Regions from separate parts of the Homo sapiens genome. Here region 1 is linked to region 2. Evidence: read pairs that join two places in POLR2A ChIA-PET (ENCODE). Cell type or tissue: CD4-positive, alpha-beta T cell. All regions are shown on one strand. Each heading gives the region's core, and the rest is flanking DNA. Links, peaks and the distances in the headings are about the cores only. Region 1 overlaps SPATS2 (spermatogenesis associated serine rich 2). Region 2 holds the start of LOC105369761 (a long non-coding RNA gene).

What was found. ChIA-PET counts read pairs that join two places held together with the same protein. Peaks named below come from ENCODE experiments on the same cell type or tissue, not always from the same donor. Only the 100,000 strongest peaks of a DNase experiment are listed, where the experiment ranks them.
Region 1: POLR2A ChIA-PET joins it to region 2 with 10 read pairs; 4 of 35 experiments call an interaction of 5 or more read pairs at or near these places.

Annotation. Positions count from the first base shown.
Region 1 is chr12:49,422,387-49,432,056 of GRCh38, forward strand. All of the region lies in intron 2 of SPATS2 (spermatogenesis associated serine rich 2), which reads left to right. Among named protein-coding and RNA genes, the nearest start is that of SPATS2, 60 kb to the left of the region's middle. RefSeq lists a silencer at 6,460-6,754. In CD4-positive, alpha-beta T cell, for the core only: no CTCF peak of the experiment used is centred there; no DNase peak of the experiment used is centred there.
Region 2 is chr12:49,548,224-49,557,893 of GRCh38, forward strand. It overlaps KCNH3 (potassium voltage-gated channel subfamily H member 3), which reads left to right. Exons shown (of 15, transcript NM_012284.3): 8 at 672-950; 9 at 1,218-1,417; 10 at 1,857-2,106; 11 at 6,114-6,331; 12 at 7,397-7,728; 13 at 8,147-8,253; 14 at 8,960-9,036; 15 at 9,131-9,670. LOC105369761 (a long non-coding RNA gene) reads right to left here and starts at 4,976. Exons shown (of 3, transcript XR_007063298.1): 1 at 4,329-4,976; 2 at 3,500-3,713; 3 at 2,058-2,634. RefSeq lists an enhancer at 1-132. In CD4-positive, alpha-beta T cell, for the core only: a CTCF peak has its summit at 5,498 (motif pointing left); a DNase peak (open chromatin) is centred at 5,478.

The DNA of each region.
Region 1 (9,670 bases), core at 1,623-6,622, 130 kb before region 2:
CTCAAGCCCTCAAGCCTTCCTGCTTTTTTTTCCTTCTGTTTCCATAACTAAAAAGTTGCAGTCATTTGGTATGACCTCCTTAATCTTCCCTCTAGTTATTTTTGTCTTTTTGTTTGTTTCAGAAGTATGTTTCTTTTACCTAACAGAGTTTTTGTGAAGATTTTTGATAATGCATATAAAATTGCATTATTAGTATAGTTCCTGGCCTATAGTAAGCATTCAATAAAGATTAGGGTTGGCATGGTGGCTCACGCCTGTAATCCCAGCACTTTGGGAGGCCAAGATGGGCAGACCGCTTGAACTTGAGCTCCGGAGTTCGAGATCAGCCTGCGCAAGGCAACATTGTGAAACCCCATCTCTACAAAAGATACAAAAACTAGCTGCATGTGGTGGCGTGTGCTTGTATTCCCAGCTACTCAGGAGGCTTAGGTAGGAGAATCGTTTGAGCCCAGGAGATGGAGGTTACAGTGAGCCAAGACCGTGCCACAGCACTCCAGCCTGGGAAACAGAACCAGACCCTATTTAAAAAAAAAAAAAAATTTTTTTAATTGACTGTGACTATGTGAATGTAAGATTAATTTGGTCTTTGATTACCTTTGTATGTTGCTCCTCCCTTATTTTCTACTCCAATAAGTATTACCTTTCTCTGTTTTATGTTTTATGTCCTCATCCCTTTTCAAAGAAAAAAGTCTTCCCTATTTGGGGGAAAACCCCTTTTGCTTTGCCTTGCTAGCACTCTGGTTAATACTGTTTTTGTTTTTTTTTTTTGAGATGAAGTCTCTGTTGCCCAGGCTGGAGTGCAGTGGTGCGATCTCGGCTCACTGCAGTGTCTGCCTCATGGGTTCAAGCGATTCTCCTGCCTCAGCCTCCCGAGTAGCCAGGACTACAGGCACGCACCACCACACCAGATAATTTTTGTAGTTTTAGTAGAGACAGGGTTTCCCCATGTTGGCCAGGCTGGTCTCGAACTCCTGACCTCAAGTGATCCTCCTGCCTTGATCTCCCACAGTGCTAGGATTACGGGCGTGAGCCACCGCGCCTGGCCTAATACTCTATTTTTTAAAATCCCTTTATTGTCAAACAGTTGAATAGTTAAGTGGCTTGGTCCCCACTTTTCCACAACCTGCTCTCATATTGAAGCCTCCTTGCATTCTGATATACCATAATTCTTCCATGAAACTGAAAGAGCATCATCCTCCCACCCAAACTCTCACAAAGCTTAGAAAATTATAAGCATTCAATGAATATTAGTTGAATAATGAATGAAATGAGAAAGTTTAAAGTTCTATCACTGAGAGTCCTCTGATGCTTTCAATCAATGGATTTAAAGAAACCCTGTAAGTAACTGTCGTACCCAAATTCACCTAAATGGATGTTGTTGTGTAACATGAATTTTATTGTTTTTTTCTGAGAAACCTATGATTTATATCAGAGTCAGGGAAGGCATTTTAAATATTATGTTACGGAGAAAAGTTTAACTCTGAGGGCAAATTTATTAGTAAAAATCTCTTGTTTTTTCTATTAAGAGAACTCAGACCAGGCGCAGTGGCTCACTCCTGTAATCTCAGCACTTTGGGAGGCCAAGGCGGGCAAATCACTTGAGGTTAGGAGTTTGAGACCAGCCTGGCCAACATGGCGAAACTCCATTTCTACTAAAAATACAAAAATTAGCCAGGCATGGTGGTATGCGCCTGTAATCCCAGCTGCTCGGGAGGCTGAGGCAGGAGAATCACTTGAACCCGAGAGGTGGAGGTTGCAGTGAGCTGAGATCCTGCCACTGCACTCCAGCCTGGGCAACAGAACGGGACTCTGTCTCAAAACAAACAAACAAACAAACAAAAAAAACAAACTCAGACCATTATTTTTCTACTTCAGTGATACTCAGACCTTTGTTCCTCAGCCCCATGTAGTCCGTTCAGCAGCCATCTTCTTCTGAGACATCTGTGATATTAACCAGAACATACCTGCATAGGGAACCATGGTGCCCTTTTGATTAATGAGAATAGCTAATGTGGCCCCAGAGGCATATGCTTTTAAGCACAACAGTCTCAGCTTTGGTCAGTTTGATTTATCTTTTGTCATTATAATAGGTAGACTTGTTGACAGTTAGTATTTTTGTTTTATCTGTCTAGTAGATTGTATTAGTTTGCCAAAAGTTATTAGGGCAAAGTTTCTGTGATTATAGTTCTCTTATCTGTTACTATTATATCTTATATAGTGTTTACTGTTAATTGGGAAAGTTGATTAAAGCAGGAAATAAAAAATGATACATACGTACCATAGTATTTTTTATTTGTTTTGTTTGTTTGAGATGGAGTTTTGCTCTTTTGCCCAGCCTGGAGTGAAGTGGCGAGATCTTGGCTCACTGCAACCTCCGCCCCCCACCAGATTCAAGTGATTCTCCTGCCTCAGCCTCCCAAGTAGCTGGGATTACAGGCACCCACCACCACGCCCAGCTAATTTTTGTACTTTTAGTAGAGATGGGGTTTCGCCGTGTTGGCCAGGATGGTCTGGAACTCCTGACCTCGGATGATCCACTCCCGCTTGGCCTCCCAAAGTGCTGGGATAACAGGAGTGAGCCACCACACCTGGCCCATAGTATTTTATTTTAGCTTAAAACAAATGTACATTTATTCACCAATCTTTGATGTATTTAGTATGAGTTTGCTGATTAGAATTCTTCATATTTTTGGCATTAATTACACCCTGTGATACATTCTTGCAACTTCTATTTACGGTTTTTTTAAGCAGAGTGAGAACTCTTAGAGACTTGAAGCAATGAGTACAAACCCTTTTTTTAGATTTTTAATTTCCCTCCCAACTTGTATATGTGTCTCACCCACACTTAAATTGAGGACAGTTTTAAAAATAATTTGTATTGGTTCAGTCTTCTAGAGCCTTCTGTTTAGTTTTTAAAGAAATAATTTTTCTTATAGTTTATTGATGTATTTACTTTTGTTTTTCTTTTCTTTTTTGTAGACAGGGTCTCACTCTGTTGCAGAGGCTGAAGTGCAGTGGTGCTATCACAGCTCAGGTGATCCTCCTACCTTAGCCTCCCGAGTAGCTGGGACTACAGGCGTGTGCCATCGTGCCTGGCTAATTTTTACATTTTTTATAGAGATGGGGTATTGCTATGTTGCCCAGGCTCGTCTCGAACTCCTGGGATCAAGCGATCCATCTACCTTGGCCTCCCAAAGTGCTGGGATTACAGGCATGAGCCACCACGTCCGGCCATGTAAGTGTTAATATTTCTGTCTTTTTTGAGACGGAGTCTTCTCTGTTGCCCAGGCTGGAGTGCAGTGGCACGATCTCAGCTCACTGCATCCTCTGCCTCCCAGGTTCAAGCAATTCTCCTGCCTCAGCCTCCCAAGTAGCTGGGATTACAGGCGCATGCCACCATACCCAGCTAATTTTTTTGTATTTTTAGTAGAGACGGGGGTTTCACCACGTTGGCCAGGCTGGTCTCGAACTCCTGACCTCAAGCGATCTGCCTGCCTTGGCCTCCCAAAGTGCTGGGATTACAGGTGTCAGCCACCATGCCCAGCCAGTATTAATATTTCATGACAATTATGTAATTGTAATTATGAGCACAACTGGCATTAAGTAGGTTTGAGAACAACAAATAGATTAGACTCTTAGTAAGTATTGCATAGTGGGAAGAGAAAAGCCTGCGTGTACGCCAGTGTTGCCTTTTAGCCTACCAGTGTTCATTTAGGGGTGTTAGTCAATTCATGCTAAGGGTAATGGATAGCATCAGTTAAACTGTGAAGGTAAGAGGTAAAAGGACATCTTTAGTTTTTTTCTTTGTTTTTGGTAAACTTTTTTTTTTTTGATGTGTAATACACACAAAATGCAAAATCCTTAAGGGTACAACGTAATGAATTTTTACATTGAACACAGCCATATAACCACTATTCAGATCAGGATCCTAGAAGCCCTCCTGTGCTCTGACCCAGATTCTCTCCCTGACCAGTATTCTGATTTATATCACAAGACCAGTATTCTGACTTATGTCACAATAGATGAGATTTGTTCGATTATGAGGTTCATATAAATGGAAACATGCAGCATGCACTATTTTGCACCTGACATTCTTTGCTTAGCATTGCTTTTGAAATTCATCCTTGTTGTATCATCAGTAGCTCCTTTTTCATTGCTGTATCATATTCTTTTTTTTGAGACAGAGTCTCGCTGTCACCCAGGCTGGAGTGCAGTGGCGCCATCTTGGCTCACTGCAAGCTCCGCCTCCCGGGTACACGCCATTCTCCTGCCTCAGCCTCCCGAGTAGCTGGGACTACAGGCGCCCGCCACCTCGCCCAGCTAATTTTTTGTATTTTTAGTACAGACGGGGTTTCACTGTGTTAGCCAGGATGGTCTCGATCTCCTGACCTCGTGATCCTCCCGCCTCGGCCTCCCAAAGTGCTGGGATTACAGGCGTGAGCCACCGTGCCCAGCCTGTATCATATTCTATTCTGTGAATGTGTTACAATTTATCCATTCTGTAGTTGATTGATGTTTAGGTTTGTTTCTGGTTTTTGGACTTACAGATAATGCTGCTGTAAACATTCTTGTACATGTCTTTTAGTACACATTATAAATGCATTTGTGTTGGGTATTACTTAGGAGTGGACTGCTGGGTCATAGGGTGTGCTTATGTTCAGTTTTAGTAGATTTTGCTAAACAGATTTTTATACTCCCACTAGCAATATGTAAGAATCAGTTACTTCACATCCTCCTATGGCAAACAATAAAGTTTTTTAAAAGGTGAGGCTGGTCTCATTCCTGGGCTCAAGCAATCTGCCTGCCTCAGCCTCCCAAAGTAAACTTTTCAAAAAATAGTTATCAAATATATATGTGTGTCTAAATAATATATTGTTTTAGCATTAGTTGTATTTTTTATTAAAAAAGAATCTTATGTTGTATGTAATCTGGAATTTTCTACTTAACATTATATTGCTAAGATTAATCCATATCATTGCATATAGTTGACACATTTTTGCAGCAGTACAGACATTTAGTGAATACATCACAGTTTATTCTCTTGTTAATGGCATTTGGGTTGTTTCCATTTTCTTAACTGTTATGAATACTACGTGTTTTCTAATGTACCATGAGCAAGAATTTCTCTTGTACTTGAATTTCTGGATCATAGGATTGACAAGTGTACTACTTTACAAAATAATGCTGTATTCTAAAGAAGTTGTACCAGTTTACATTCCTACCAGAAATAAATAAGAAATGAAACCCTTTCTGTTATGAGAGAATTTTAAATTATGACCTCAATTTCTTTTAGAGTTACAGGACTATGTCAATTTTCCTTTTTTGTGTGTGAGTCTGTTTGGTAACTTGTTTTTCAAGAAATTTATTACCTAAATTTTCAAATGTATTGGCATAAGGTCATCTATATTTTTGACTTATAATTTTAATGTCTGTAAGATCTATACTAGCTCTTTAAAAACCTTCATGATATTGGTATTCTTTGCATTTTTACCCCTTGATCAGTATTTCTAGAGTCTTCTTGCTGGGTCAAGAAATCAACTTTTTCTTTCATTTTTTTTTTCTTATTGCATTAATTAAAAAAATTTCAGGCCGGGCGCGGTGGCTCATGCCTGTAATCCCAGCACTTTGGGAGGCCGAGGTGGGCGGATCACGAGGTCAGGAGATCGAGACCATCCTGGCTAACACGGTGAAACCCCGTCTCTACTAAAAATACAGAAAATTAGCCGGGCGCCATGGCAGGCGCCTGTAGTCCCAGCTACTTGGGAGGCTGAGGCAGGAGAATGGCGTGAACCCAGGAGGCGGAGCTTGCAGTGAGTCGAGATAGCGCCACTGCACTCCAGCCTGGGCTAAGGAGCGAGACCCCGTCTCAAAAAACAAACAAACAAACAAAAAAAAAAAACAAAAATTCAGTAGAATGCACATAACATGACGTTTACCATTTTAACCATTTTGAAGTGGTATTAATACACTCACATTCTTGTGCATCCATCTCCACAACTTTTCTCATTTTCCCAAACTGAAACTGTACCCATTAATCAGTAACTCTCATTCCCTCTTCCCCCTAGCCTCTGGCTGCTACCAGTCTACTTTTGGTAAAATTTGACTAGTCTAGGTGCCTCATATAAATGGAATGATATAGTATTTGTTTCTTTGTGACTGGCTTATTTCACTTAGCATAATATCCTCAAGGTTCATCCATGTTATAGCACCTGTCAGAATTTTCTTACTATTAAAGTCTGAATAATATTCCATCTTTCATAATTTTTTATCATCAGTATTGGCACATAGTAGGTTTATGTTAAATAACAGTTGATCAGTTAATTATTTTTTAAGTTAACAAGGTTTTTAGAAATTGCTTTTTCTATATGCTTGGAATCTCCCTTTATGGGTTAGAATCAGTGAATATAGTTGCTCCTAATTGCCTGGTTTTGTTTTTGCCTAATAGCTGCCTCCAATCCCTTGAGCTGCTTGCTGAGGACCGGAGTTTTATATGTGTGTGTAAGGGGGTGGTAATAAAATTATCAGTATTGTTTAAATCCGTTATGAAGAGTAATACAGCTGAGGATAATTTAGCTCAGTTGGGTTTGGGTTAGAGCCACCTGTGCGAGGAGGAGGGCGCAGACAGCTCTAACTACTGAGCTAGCAGTAAAATAGGAGGAGACAAACATGTATTCCAGCTCTGCTCCTTTTGAGCTCCCTCTACTCCCACATCTACAGCTGCTGCTGATGACTAATGTTAAGCAATTTGGAGGACCTTTTGTCTTTTAATAGTAGTAAAGAGGAGTTGTGGTATCATGTGGCTTCTGATTTCCCACTTAGAATGTCTTTTAAATTTCCAGAAATTCTATGTTGTTCCAATTTGAGGTTTCTTTTTTTTATTAAAAAAATTAATTGGTTTTTCAAAATGAAAACATTTTTTCAAAATAAAATTTATGGTGATCAAGTCTTACAATTATGGGAGAGTTTTTAGATTAAAGTAGAAAATTGGTGCCAGTGGTGCCAATTGTTGAGAAAGCGGACTTAGAGAAAGGTTTCATATTCACCATTTTGACCTGAGGAAATCCCCTTTTTAGTTCCTTTTTTGAGTCTCACTCTGTTACTCAGGCTGGAATGCAGTGGTGTGATCTCGGCTCACTGCAACCTCTGCCTCTGGGGTTCAAGCGATTCTCCTGCCTCAGCCTCCTGAGCAGCTAGGGTTACAAGCATGTGCCACCACGTACCCAGCTAATTTTTGTATTTTTATTTTTTTAGTAGAGACGGGGTTTCACCATGTTGGCCAGGCTGGTCTTGAACTCCTGACCTCAAGTGATCCACCAGCCTTCGCCTCCCAAAGTGCTGGGATTACAAGCATGAGCCACTGTGCCTGGCCTAGAATTTAGGTCTTTCTCTTCTTCTTCTTCTTTTTTTTTTTTTTTTGAGAGTCTCACTCTGTCACCCAGGCTGGAGTTCAGTGGCATGATCTCAGCTCACTGCAACCTCCGCCTCCTGGGTTCAAGTGATTCTCCTGCCTCAGCCTCCCAGGTAGCTGGGATTACAGGGACGCGCCATCACGCCCAGCTAATTTTTGTATTTTTAGTAGAGACAGGGTTTCACCATGTTGGCCAGGCTGGTCTTGAACTCCTGACCTCAAGTGATCTGCCTGCCTCAGCCTCCCAAAGTGCTGGGATTACAGGCATGAGCCACCATGCCCGGCCATCTTTTTCATATTTCTTGTTTTTTTTTTTTTTTTTTTGAGACAAAGTCTCACTCTGTCCCCCAGCCTGGAGTGCAGTGGTGTGATCTTGGCGCACTGCAAGGTCTGCCTCCCAGGTTCAAGCAGTTCTCCTGCCTCAGCCTCCCGAGTAGCTGGGATTACAGCACGCCACCGTGCCTGGCTAATTTTTGTATTATTTTTTAGTAGAGATGGTGTTTCACTATGTTGGCCAGGCTGGTCTCGAACCCCTGACCTGAAATGATCCGCCGACCTCGGCCTCCCAAAGTGCCGGGATTACAGGCGTGACCCACCATGCCTGGCATTTCATATTTCTTTATAAAGCTGATGAAAATGATATTTATTGGTAAACTGATTATATTATGGAATGAGAATTCCTGGTGACTTTCTTATAATTAAAACCCTTTAAAGATGAGAAGAATGTTTTTATTTGCAACCTCTCATTTTCTTGTTTTCCATCATTATCTGCAGGTGTAGTAGGTTAGCATTTATCTTCTTGACACATTTCATGAACCTGTTGATTGGGTTTCTGAGTTAGAATTATATTATTTAGATTCAAATGAAGGCTTTCAGCTTTGATTTAATTTACTGGGTAAGGGTCTTATTTATTTTTACTTTTTTGAAATAGAATCTCTCTCTGTCACCCAGGCTGGAGTGCAGTGGCACCATATGGGCTCATTTTAGCCTCCACCTCCTGGGTTCAAGCAATTCTCCTGCCTCAGCTCCTGAGTAGCTGGGACTACAGGCATGTGCCACCACACCTGGCTAATTTTTGTATTTTTAGTAGTGATGGAGTTTCACCATGTTGGCCGGGCTAATCTCGAACTCCTGACCTCAAATGATCCACCCGCCTCAGTGGGATTACAGGCATGAGCCACTGTGCCCAGCTGGGGTCTTTTTAAAAAGGGTGCGCTATTAATTTTTTTGAACAGATAAGATGTTTATATTATTCCAATGTCAAAATATAAAAAGGTAGACTGAAAAGTCTTTCTTACCCTAGTTTCCTATCTTTTCAGTTTCCATTCTTCAAGAGATCATCACTGCTACTAGTTTTTTGTCTATCCTTCCAGGTATACAGTTTTTATATATGTGCAAACCAGTGCAAATACATTACTTTCTCCATCATATTCACTTAATAAATATATAAAGAACTTTTTTTTTTTCTTTTTAAGGTGGAGCCTCGCTCTGTCGCCCAGGCTGGAGTGCAGTGGCGCGATCTTGGCTCACTGCAACCTCCGTCTTCTGGGTTCAAGTGATTCTCCTGCCCTGGCCTCCTGAGTAGCTGGGACTACAGGCACGCGCCACCACGCCCAGCTAATCTTTTGCTTTTTTAGTAGAGACGGGGTTTCACCGTGTTGGTCAGGCTGGTCTTGAACTCCCAACCTTGTGATCTGCCCGCCTCGGCTTCCCAAAGTGCTGGGAATTCAGGCATGAGCCACCGCACCGGGCCCAAAGAACTTTTCTCAAAAACATTTGCACAGTATTCTCATTATGTGGACAGATTACAATTAATTAAACCAGTGTCCTATTAATTGACAATTAGTTTGAATATTTTGCTCTTATAAATAATGTTGCATTGGATAACCTTGAATACATAGGTTTATACATTTGCAAACAGCCTTGCAAGGTAAATTCCTAGAAATTGTCTTGCTAGGGTGGGTGTGATAGCTCATGTTTGTAATCCCAGCACTTTGGGAGGCCGAGGCAGGAGGATCACTTGAGCTCAGCAGTTTGAGACCAGCATGAGCAACATATGAAACCCTGTGTTTACAAAAAATACAAGAATTAGCTAGGTGTGGTAGTGTGCACCTGTAGTCCCAGCTACTCGGGAGGATCGTTTGAACCTGGGAGGTTGAGGGTACAGTGAGCCTGGGCAACAAAACAAGACCTTGTCAAAAAAAACAAATTGTCTTCCTGGGTCAAATAATATATACATTTTTAATTTTGACAGCTACTGCT
Region 2 (9,670 bases), core at 2,988-7,987:
CCAGTGTACCTTTGTCCCTCTCCCAAGTGTGCACAGCCTTTTCAGTGAGTGGCTGTGTTGAGGCGCCTGTAAGGGGCATACATGTGTCCTTGTCTTCTTGACTGTGTGGGGCACACACATAGCCTTAACAGTGTGTGTGCATGTCCATGCAGGCGTGCTTGGCACCTGTGTGTGAGGCTGAGTGGTTTGTGTGGCTGTGGGGATGGATGAGACTGAATGGGGAGGGGAGGGAGGGCCTTCTGGAGTTGATGGGCTCAGAGAAATGCAGGAAGAGGAGTCCCGTTGGACAGGTGGAGGTGAGGGCGGAGGTGGCCTCACCATCCATCTTTTGGGGTTGAGGCTGTGGTTGAATGCAGTGAGCACCCCAGTCCTTTTGCCCACGCCAGCCAGGCCCTCCGACTGGGCCCGTTACCTGGGATGGGTGCCAGCCATGGGGGAAGGGGTGTGATTTCCCTTGTGTCATCCTCAGTGCCAATAGGAGCTGGCTGGGGAAATGGCAGACTCTTCTGAGGGTTGAGGGGGTGGAGAGGGGTGTGCTAGGCTGGCAGTGAAGGGGCAAAGCGGCGGGAAGCCATGGGGCTGGGTCTGTGTCTGCGTGTCCCCACCCCCAGGGCCCGGCATCCTCGCCCACAGTCTTCCTGCCTGCTCAGGCCCTGCTGTTCCCCCCTCAGGCTGGCTGCAGGAGCTGGCCCGCCGACTGGAGACTCCCTACTACCTGGTGGGCCGGAGGCCAGCTGGAGGGAACAGCTCCGGCCAGAGTGACAACTGCAGCAGCAGCAGCGAGGCCAACGGGACGGGGCTGGAGCTGCTGGGCGGCCCGTCGCTGCGCAGCGCCTACATCACCTCCCTCTACTTCGCACTCAGCAGCCTCACCAGCGTGGGCTTCGGCAACGTGTCCGCCAACACGGACACCGAGAAGATCTTCTCCATCTGCACCATGCTCATCGGCGGTGAGCCCGGCCGCGCGCGTCTTCCCGGGGCCACTCCCAGACTTCTGCCCGCAGGCGGCGCCGTCCCACTCCCCGGAGGGCCTGAGGCCGGGGGCTCTTCCGCTTTAGGTGGCCGCGGAACCCGAGGCCGGGGGTGGGGGAGACTTCGCCCGCACAGCGGCCTTCAGGCCTTGCCTAGGAGCGTGCGGGCCGAGGACAGATGAGCCCAGCGTGGTGTCAGGCCGGGCCAGGTCCCCTAGGTGACCCCCTCTCGTCACCCTCCCCCAGCCCTGATGCACGCGGTGGTGTTTGGGAACGTGACGGCCATCATCCAGCGCATGTACGCCCGCCGCTTTCTGTACCACAGCCGCACGCGCGACCTGCGCGACTACATCCGCATCCACCGTATCCCCAAGCCCCTCAAGCAGCGCATGCTGGAGTACTTCCAGGCCACCTGGGCGGTGAACAATGGCATCGACACCACCGAGGTGCGGCCTCCGGGGCTGGGCCTGCTAGCCTTTGCTCCCTCAGGGGGTTTGCAATAGCCTAGAATTATCAGGAGTGGGGGAGGATGAATGCAGAATTTTGGCCCCTGTGCCTCCCTTCTCTCTTGAGGGGACAGCGGCATGGGACAGAGGGCAGCTAAGAAGGCTTGGAGGGCCCTCTGAACCGCAGTTAGGTCTGGGGGCTTGGTACTCACTGAGGTGGGAAGCTGGGCTGCTCTGGGCGCTAAAGTGATTGAGAGGGAGGTGGAGGAAGCCCCCTCGCTGCCACCCTGTGTGGAGCTTGGAGTTGTGAGAGAGGCCTCAGGTCCCTCCCATGCCTCCCCTGTTCCTGAGGCCTGCCAGGGTGGAGAGGGGCTGGCTGGAGGCCACCTCCTCTTCTGCCACTCCCAACCCCCCCACCCCCGCACCTGCTCACCTGCAGCTGCTGCAGAGCCTCCCTGACGAGCTGCGCGCAGACATCGCCATGCACCTGCACAAGGAGGTCCTGCAGCTGCCACTGTTTGAGGCGGCCAGCCGCGGCTGCCTGCGGGCACTGTCTCTGGCCCTGCGGCCCGCCTTCTGCACGCCGGGCGAGTACCTCATCCACCAAGGCGATGCCCTGCAGGCCCTCTACTTTGTCTGCTCTGGCTCCATGGAGGTGCTCAAGGGTGGCACCGTGCTCGCCATCCTAGGTTTGTGAGGGTGGGAGAGAGGGCGTGGGGGCACGTGTGTGTGAGACCATGGCCCTGATCTGTGGAAAACCTGGAGAGGGGACCTCCACAAGGCCACTGAGAGAGAAACAGCCAGGGTGGAGTCAGGAGTAGTTATGGAGTCCTGGTCAAAGCTCAGAGAAGCCCCAGTGACTGCAAGGTGGCAGCGTAAGTAGGTGGACACGATCTCGCAGGTGTCCCTGGGGCCGAGCGAGTGGAGGGCCAGCCTTTGAAAGGAGCCAGTCTATGGGGGACAGAGGGGAGCTGCCCTTCCTTCAGGAGGAAAATCAGAAGCTAGGGATGGAAGTGCTGGGGAGAGTGTCAGGCAGGGCTAAAAAGGGGAGGAACAAAAGCTGTCTTTGTGGTCCCCCAGGAACAGTGAGATGTGACTTTCCTGAGGCAGATCACAGAGCAGGCCCAGAGCCCAGATGGGTGACAGAGCTCAGTCTCCAAACAGTCAGGGAGACTCATTCTGATGAAATGGTATCTACAGTGTATATACTTCCCTTCCTGGGAAAAGAAGGAGGTGAAAAAGGAAATCAGTTCCCTAGACGCAGATGAAGAAATTGCAGGTGTGGAATGGACACAATAGTAGTGCTGATAACAGGGGGCTCACAGCGTGACTAGCCCTGTCCCAGCTCCTTACTGCTTTGTCTCACTCTAACCTCACAAAACCCATTATTCCTATTTTGCATAGCAGGAGACCAAGGTCAGAGAGGTTAATGAACAGCTAGGAATCGGCCAGCCGGGGCTGGAGCCCCATCCACCTGGCGCCAAGTCTCATGCTTCTTCCACAGGGCTCCCAGGTGCTCTGGGGGGAATTGGGACTGGCAGGGAGGAAGCCATCGTTAGGAGGGTTGGACCTGCACTCTAGGATTTGGAGAGTTGGGAGCACATTCTAACTCTCAGGGAAACATGGGGCTGTGTCTGTGAAAAGCCACTAAAGGACCGGGCGCGGTAGCTCAAGCCTATAATTCCAGCACTTTGGCAGGCCGAGGCAGGCAGATCACTTGAGGTCAGGAGTTCAAGACCAGCCTGGCCAACGTGGTGAAATCCTGTATCTACTAAAAATACAAAAATTAGCCGGGTGTGGTGGTGGACACCTGTAATCCAGGCTACTTGGGAGGCTGAGGCAGAAGAATTGCTTAAACCCAGGAGATGGAGACTGCAGTGAGCCAAGATTGCACCACTGCACTCCAGCCTGGGCGATAAGCGAGACTCTGTCTCAAAAAAAAAAAAAAAAAAAAAAAAGAAAAGCCACTAAAGAGGAGCAGAGCTCTATGGCTGCAAGAGACTATCACCGTGACCCTAGAGGGCGGGGAACATGTGACCGGTGTGGGTAGTCAAGGACTTGTACATGTGGGGAGGTGGTGACCTGACCACTGCTGACGACATCGAATCCTCAGGCAGCCAAGGCACGTGTAGATTCACTGTGGGGACTGCTGAAGCCCTGGGGCTGAGGTTTCTCATTCATCTGGCAATCCACAATCAAGATGAGAAGCAGGAAAGGGCCAGGAAGGTGGGGCGGTGTCACCAGACGCAGCTACTGTGTGTCCATCCTTGCTCCCTTGAAGAGGATGACCTTCCAGCTGGAAACAAGAGGAAAAAAATGCCATCGGGGTCTTAGACCCCAAGAGTGGGGACAGGCTGTTCACACCCTTTGTTTTACATCTTTCATGAGTCCAGCTTTGGTGCCTACATGCGGTTTATGCCAGCATGAGAAAATGGAGTTATGCCAGTTAAGTGTAGCTGGCAATCCTTGGAGAGATTCCGAAGGGCACAAGGACAGATTTTCACCACTGTAGACTGGTGAACCCAAAGCAGGATTGACGAGTGGATTACGAAACAGATGGTTTCCAGCCTGGAGCCGAGGGAGTTGTGTGGCTGGGAGCTGGCACAGGTCCTCTCAGAGCATGCCTTTGCTGGTGCCAGGCACCACGTCTCAGAATAGCCATGTTCAGTGTGCAGTATTCAGTGCCACAAGAATGGCTACAGCCTGTGCCCTGGGCCTTTGCCTCTACAATGTCCCTAGCACCAGGACTTATGCCACCGTTGATCCATCCTGTCACCTTCTATATGTTTTGGGTGAACTACTTCCCTGTTGACTTGGAGGCTCTAGATGCCCTGGTGAATGCCTGGTTCCCCGACCCCAATCATGGTCGGGTTCTCTGCTTTGCCTTCATACCTACCCTCTCCTCACCTACCTTTTTACTCGAACATCCAAGTGCATCCTGTCTGCTTCAGGCAGCTCTGGGTTCTGGCGCTTGCCTCTGTTGATGAACTGCTGGAAGCTAAGCATACGCAAAGTCCGTTGTGAGGAAGGAAGTAGTTTGATGAGCTGCACCTGGTGGGCAGTCTCTGGTCCTGAGACTCTGCCCTCGGTCCTGTCCTGTTTCTCATTTTCTCCCACCTCTTAGATGAAGACAAGAAGCACGTGCTTATTCTATTTCAGATGACGCCAATGAAAAGAGAGCACATTCCCCAGATGATCACATTGAGATCCAAACAGCACTCAAAACGACCCAGAAGGATGGCCTGAAACCAAGAAAATCAAGTGTTAAACTATACTTAAGTTGGGGTGCATTCTATACTTAAGTTGGAGCAAAAGTCCAGGAACATGTAGAGGAGACGTGAGCTCAGTGTGTGCTGCTGGCAGTGTGAGGTAGTCCATAGCAGGGCCATCCTTTTTGAAACACTTTCTAACAGTCTGAACTGCCTGGCGGTGGTTGAGCTGCCTTGAGGGTAGTGAGTGCTCTGCCCAAGCCCGGACTGCGTGCCTATCCCTGTTGGAAATGAATTTTTTTTTTTGAGACCAGGTCTCACTGTCGCCCAGGCTGGAGTGCAGTGGTGTGATCTCGGCTCACTGCAGCCTCGACCTACTGGGCTCAAGTGATCCATCCACCTCAGTCTCCAGAATAGCTGAGATTGCAGGTGCACACCACCACACCGAGCTTAATTTTTGCTGCTGTTGTTGTTGTTGTTTGAGACAGGGTTTTGCCATGTTGCCCAGGCTGGTCTCAAACTCCTGAGCTCAAGCGATCCTCCTGCCATGGCCTCCCAAAGTGCTGGGAGTCATTGTGCCTGGCAGGAATGATTTATAGGGGGTTCTATCTGGGAGGGAAAGGAAGAAAATGATTTCTTTTTGGTCGTCTTTGTGTGAGGCACTTTATCTACATTAACTCTAATTTAGCCTCAACATGTCCCTGGACAGACACACCCTATTTCATTGATTCTAAGACACACATCTCACCCACCCTACCCAATCTAACATCTCTGAGATTACACCGCAGGCTCTAATTGATGCCATTTAATAATTACTGTCAGCCAGGTGGCAGTCTTAACCTGCCTGTGGGAAAACCTCCATTGACCCCTTCTGGTGAGATCAAGAATATTCCCTAGACTCAGTTAAATGCAGCATCTCTTGTAGAGCAGAGGCAGCTAGGGCTCAGGAAGGTAAGCCTGGCTGCCTGGCATTTTCCCTATGCCACACAGGGCTCTAATTTGCTGGTTCCAAACACTGATTCCTGGACAAGCTGCATCTGAATCACCTGTGGGACTTAAAAACAATCAGACTGTGGGGTCTCCCATAGATACTGTGACGCTGTAGGTAGAGATAGGGCCTGGGTGTTTGTTCTGACTTTTGCAGGGGATTCTAATCAACATAGCCAGCTGTGAAACACTAGAACTGATGTTCAGTCTCTCTCAGGGCTATAATTCAGGTTTTCTGGCACAGTGGTTTTGATCCTGAATGTGTTTGAGGGCCTGGGTCACAGAGCTCTTTACCCCAAGCCCATGTGGGAGCCAGTGAGACAGGCTGCAGGCGTCAGGCCATGTCCCAGGCCTCTTTGCTCCTCTCTCTGCTGGCTTCAAGGCTTCAGCTACAGAGGCCCAGCCCAGCTCTGAAGGGAATCTCAGCAACCTGCAGCCCCCTCTTCTCTCCTCATGGCTGAAGCTCTCAGGGCTTGCTGACCTCTACTTCCTCTCCCCAGGGAAGGGCGACCTGATCGGCTGTGAGCTGCCCCGGCGGGAGCAGGTGGTAAAGGCCAATGCCGACGTGAAGGGGCTGACGTACTGCGTCCTGCAGTGTCTGCAGCTGGCTGGCCTGCACGACAGCCTTGCGCTGTACCCCGAGTTTGCCCCGCGCTTCAGTCGTGGCCTCCGAGGGGAGCTCAGCTACAACCTGGGTGCTGGGGGAGGCTCTGCAGAGGTGAGTGTGCTGAGTATGTGCTTGGAGGGGATGGGGGTGCCAGGGAGCCTGGTGAAGTGGGCAGAGGCTGGGGATGGTGGAGAGCTGTGTGTGAAGTGTGGCCTGGTATGAAAGCTCCCACCTTGGGCAGGGGTCTACACCCTCTCTGCCCTTCCACACTCATGTGCCCAGCCCAGCATGTGCAGCCACCCCTGCCAGCTCTCCTTGGCCTGTCTGAGGCAGCCTTACCCTGTCCAGAGGAATCTTAGTGAAGGTAGATGAATGCATCAGTGCTGGCACAGGGAGGGGTGGCTCCTGGGGGTCAGGGGCTGAGCAGGGCAGAGACAGGCACCAGCTCTTCAGGTTGCTTCTGAAGAGAGCCTGGTGGCCCCCTGTGTTTTTTCATGGTGAAACAGGATTGTTCTGAGGGGCTTTTGAATTTCCCTGGATTGTCACTAATTCCAAACCAATTTTTAGCGCCGCATTCTCTTGGATAGTTTAATTAGGCTGAGGGACCTGGTAGAGGAGTGGTGGTGTCCGTATTTGGCTAGAATTTTGAGAGGTAGTTAACACCTCCAGGGCTTTGGTGGCTTTAGATAGATTATAGATTAAGATAGTATCATCTGGCCGGGCGCGGTGGCCCACGCCTGTAATCCCAGCACTTTGGGAGGCTGAGGCGGGTGGATCACGAGGTCAGGAGATCAAGACCATCCTCGCTAACACGGTGAAACGCCGTCTCTACTAAAAATACAAAAAAAAAAAAAAAAAATGAGCCGGGTGTGGTGGCGGGCGCCTGTAGTCCCAGCTACAGGCTGAGGCAGGAGAATGGCATGAACCCGGGAGGTGGAGCTTGCAGCGAGCCGAGATCACACCACTGCACTCCAGCCTGGGCGACAGAGTAAGACTCTGTCTCAAAAAAAAAAAAAAAAGATAGTATCATCTATAGGACCTTCAGTTAGAATAGATGTTGGCTATTCTAACAAAGATGGCTCATCCCTTCCAGGGTAGATGAAGCCTTGGTAGGGGAGGTGAGTGGGACACAATAGTGACCATCCATGCCGATTCCCTGTCCCTCACTATCCCTAGGTGGACACCAGCTCCCTGAGCGGCGACAATACCCTTATGTCCACGCTGGAGGAGAAGGAGACAGATGGGGAGCAGGGCCCCACGGTCTCCCCAGCCCCAGCTGATGAGCCCTCCAGCCCCCTGCTGTCCCCTGGCTGCACCTCCTCATCCTCAGCTGCCAAGCTGCTATCCCCACGTCGAACAGCACCCCGGCCTCGTCTAGGTGGCAGAGGGAGGCCAGGCAGGGCAGGGGCTTTGAAGGCTGAGGCTGGCCCCTCTGCTCCCCCACGGGCCCTAGAGGGGCTACGGCTGCCCCCCATGCCATGGAATGTGCCCCCAGATCTGAGCCCCAGGTGAGCAGACCCTAGGCCCCCGTGGCAGAGATGGTGGTGATGAGGCTGAGGCCCTGGGCAGGCGCACCCTGCCCTAGGTGCCCATCTAACCATCTTAACTCCCGCTAGTCTATGTGGGCCAAGCCTGCCTCCTCCAGGAAGCCTTCTGTGCTCCTCCTTTCTCCTGCTGTCCCACTCCACTGTGTGGTGTGTGGCACACGCTGCTCTGAACTCTTGCATCTCATGCTGCTCAAGCTTGGCCCCCCAGCTAAACTGTAAGCTCCTAGGGGAAGGGACCCCATGTTAGCTTTCTCCTGGGCTCCTGGTCAGTTCCACGCTCCTGCAGCCTGTGTGTGTGGACGCTGGGGCATCCCGTCCCGTATGACCCCACAGTGGCTGCCTGTCCATTGATTTGTTGTCCTGGTACCTGGGTTCACAGGGTAGTAGATGGCATTGAAGACGGCTGTGGCTCGGACCAGCCCAAGTTCTCTTTCCGCGTGGGCCAGTCTGGCCCGGAATGTAGCAGCAGCCCCTCCCCTGGACCAGGTACCAGGGCCCCGGGATGGTCTAGGTTGGTGGGGCAGCCCCTTTGCCTTGTGAACCTCAAGCACTGTTGACCTCTGAGCCTTCAATGTTAGAGAAACTGGCAGACTGCCTGGAGGCCGTCTCACCCCACTACCCCTTGGTGTCGTGCGGGCAGGGGAGTTTGGTGGTGAAGACCAGCACTTTAATTTCGACGCAGCCAGGAACTGGGTTTATATCCTTGCTCTGTCAGCTTTCTAGCAGTGTGAATTTGGCTTCTCTGGCCCCAGCTTCCTGTCTGTAAAAAAATGGGTTGATGTTTACGTTATATAATGTAACTGAAAGCCTTAGCCCAATCTCTGGCTAACTGAAGGGATAGAGGGCTGGGGATCCAGGGGTGAAAATGTCTCCAGGCCAGGGAAGTGGACAAGGTAATGAGCTCCTAGGAATGTCCATTTGCCTGGAGGACAGAGCAAGGGACAGGCACAAAGAACAACTTTTTGAGGGGAAGGAGAGCACTAGGCAGTGTGGCTGAGGGCTGCTGGGTGGTGTTTTCCCTGCCCCTGGAAGTTTGGGCAAAATTCAGCACCTTGGGCAAGGCCAGAAGAGATGATCCTAGGAGTCAGGTCCTACCAGGTCAATGTGCTCTAACTGGGGCAAGGCCTAGACCCCCAAATTGCCTATCTCCTCTTACCAGCCCCAGCTGATAACCCCATCCTACTACCCACAGAGAGCGGCCTGCTCACTGTTCCCCATGGGCCCAGCGAGGCAAGGAACACAGACACACTGGACAAGCTTCGGCAGGCGGTGGGTGAGGGGGAAGGTGGAGGTGAGGGGGGCACCAGGGGAAGGCACTCCATGGCTGACTCCATTCTGACCTCGCCTCCTCCCTCCCCCAAAGGTGACAGAGCTGTCAGAGCAGGTGCTGCAGATGCGGGAAGGACTGCAGTCACTTCGCCAGGCTGTGCAGCTTGTCCTGGCGCCCCACAGGGAGGGTCCGTGCCCTCGGGCATCGGGAGAGGGGCCGTGCCCAGCCAGCACCTCCGGGCTTCTGCAGCCTCTGTGTGTGGACACTGGGGCATCCTCCTACTGCCTGCAGCCCCCAGCTGGCTCTGTCTTGAGTGGGACTTGGCCCCACCCTCGTCCGGGGCCTCCTCCCCTCATGGCACCCTGGCCCTGGGGTCCCCCAGCGTCTCAGAGCTCCCCCTGGCCTCGAGCCACAGCTTTCTGGACCTCCACCTCAGACTCAGAGCCCCCTGCCTCAGGAGACCTCTGCTCTGAGCCCAGCACCCCTGCCTCCCCTCCTCCTTCTGAGGAAGGGGCTAGGACTGGGCCCGCAGAGCCTGTGAGCCAGGCTGAGGCTACCAGCACTGGAGAGCCCCCACCAGGGTCAGGGGGCCTGGCCTTGCCCTGGGACCCCCACAGCCTGGAGATGGTGCTT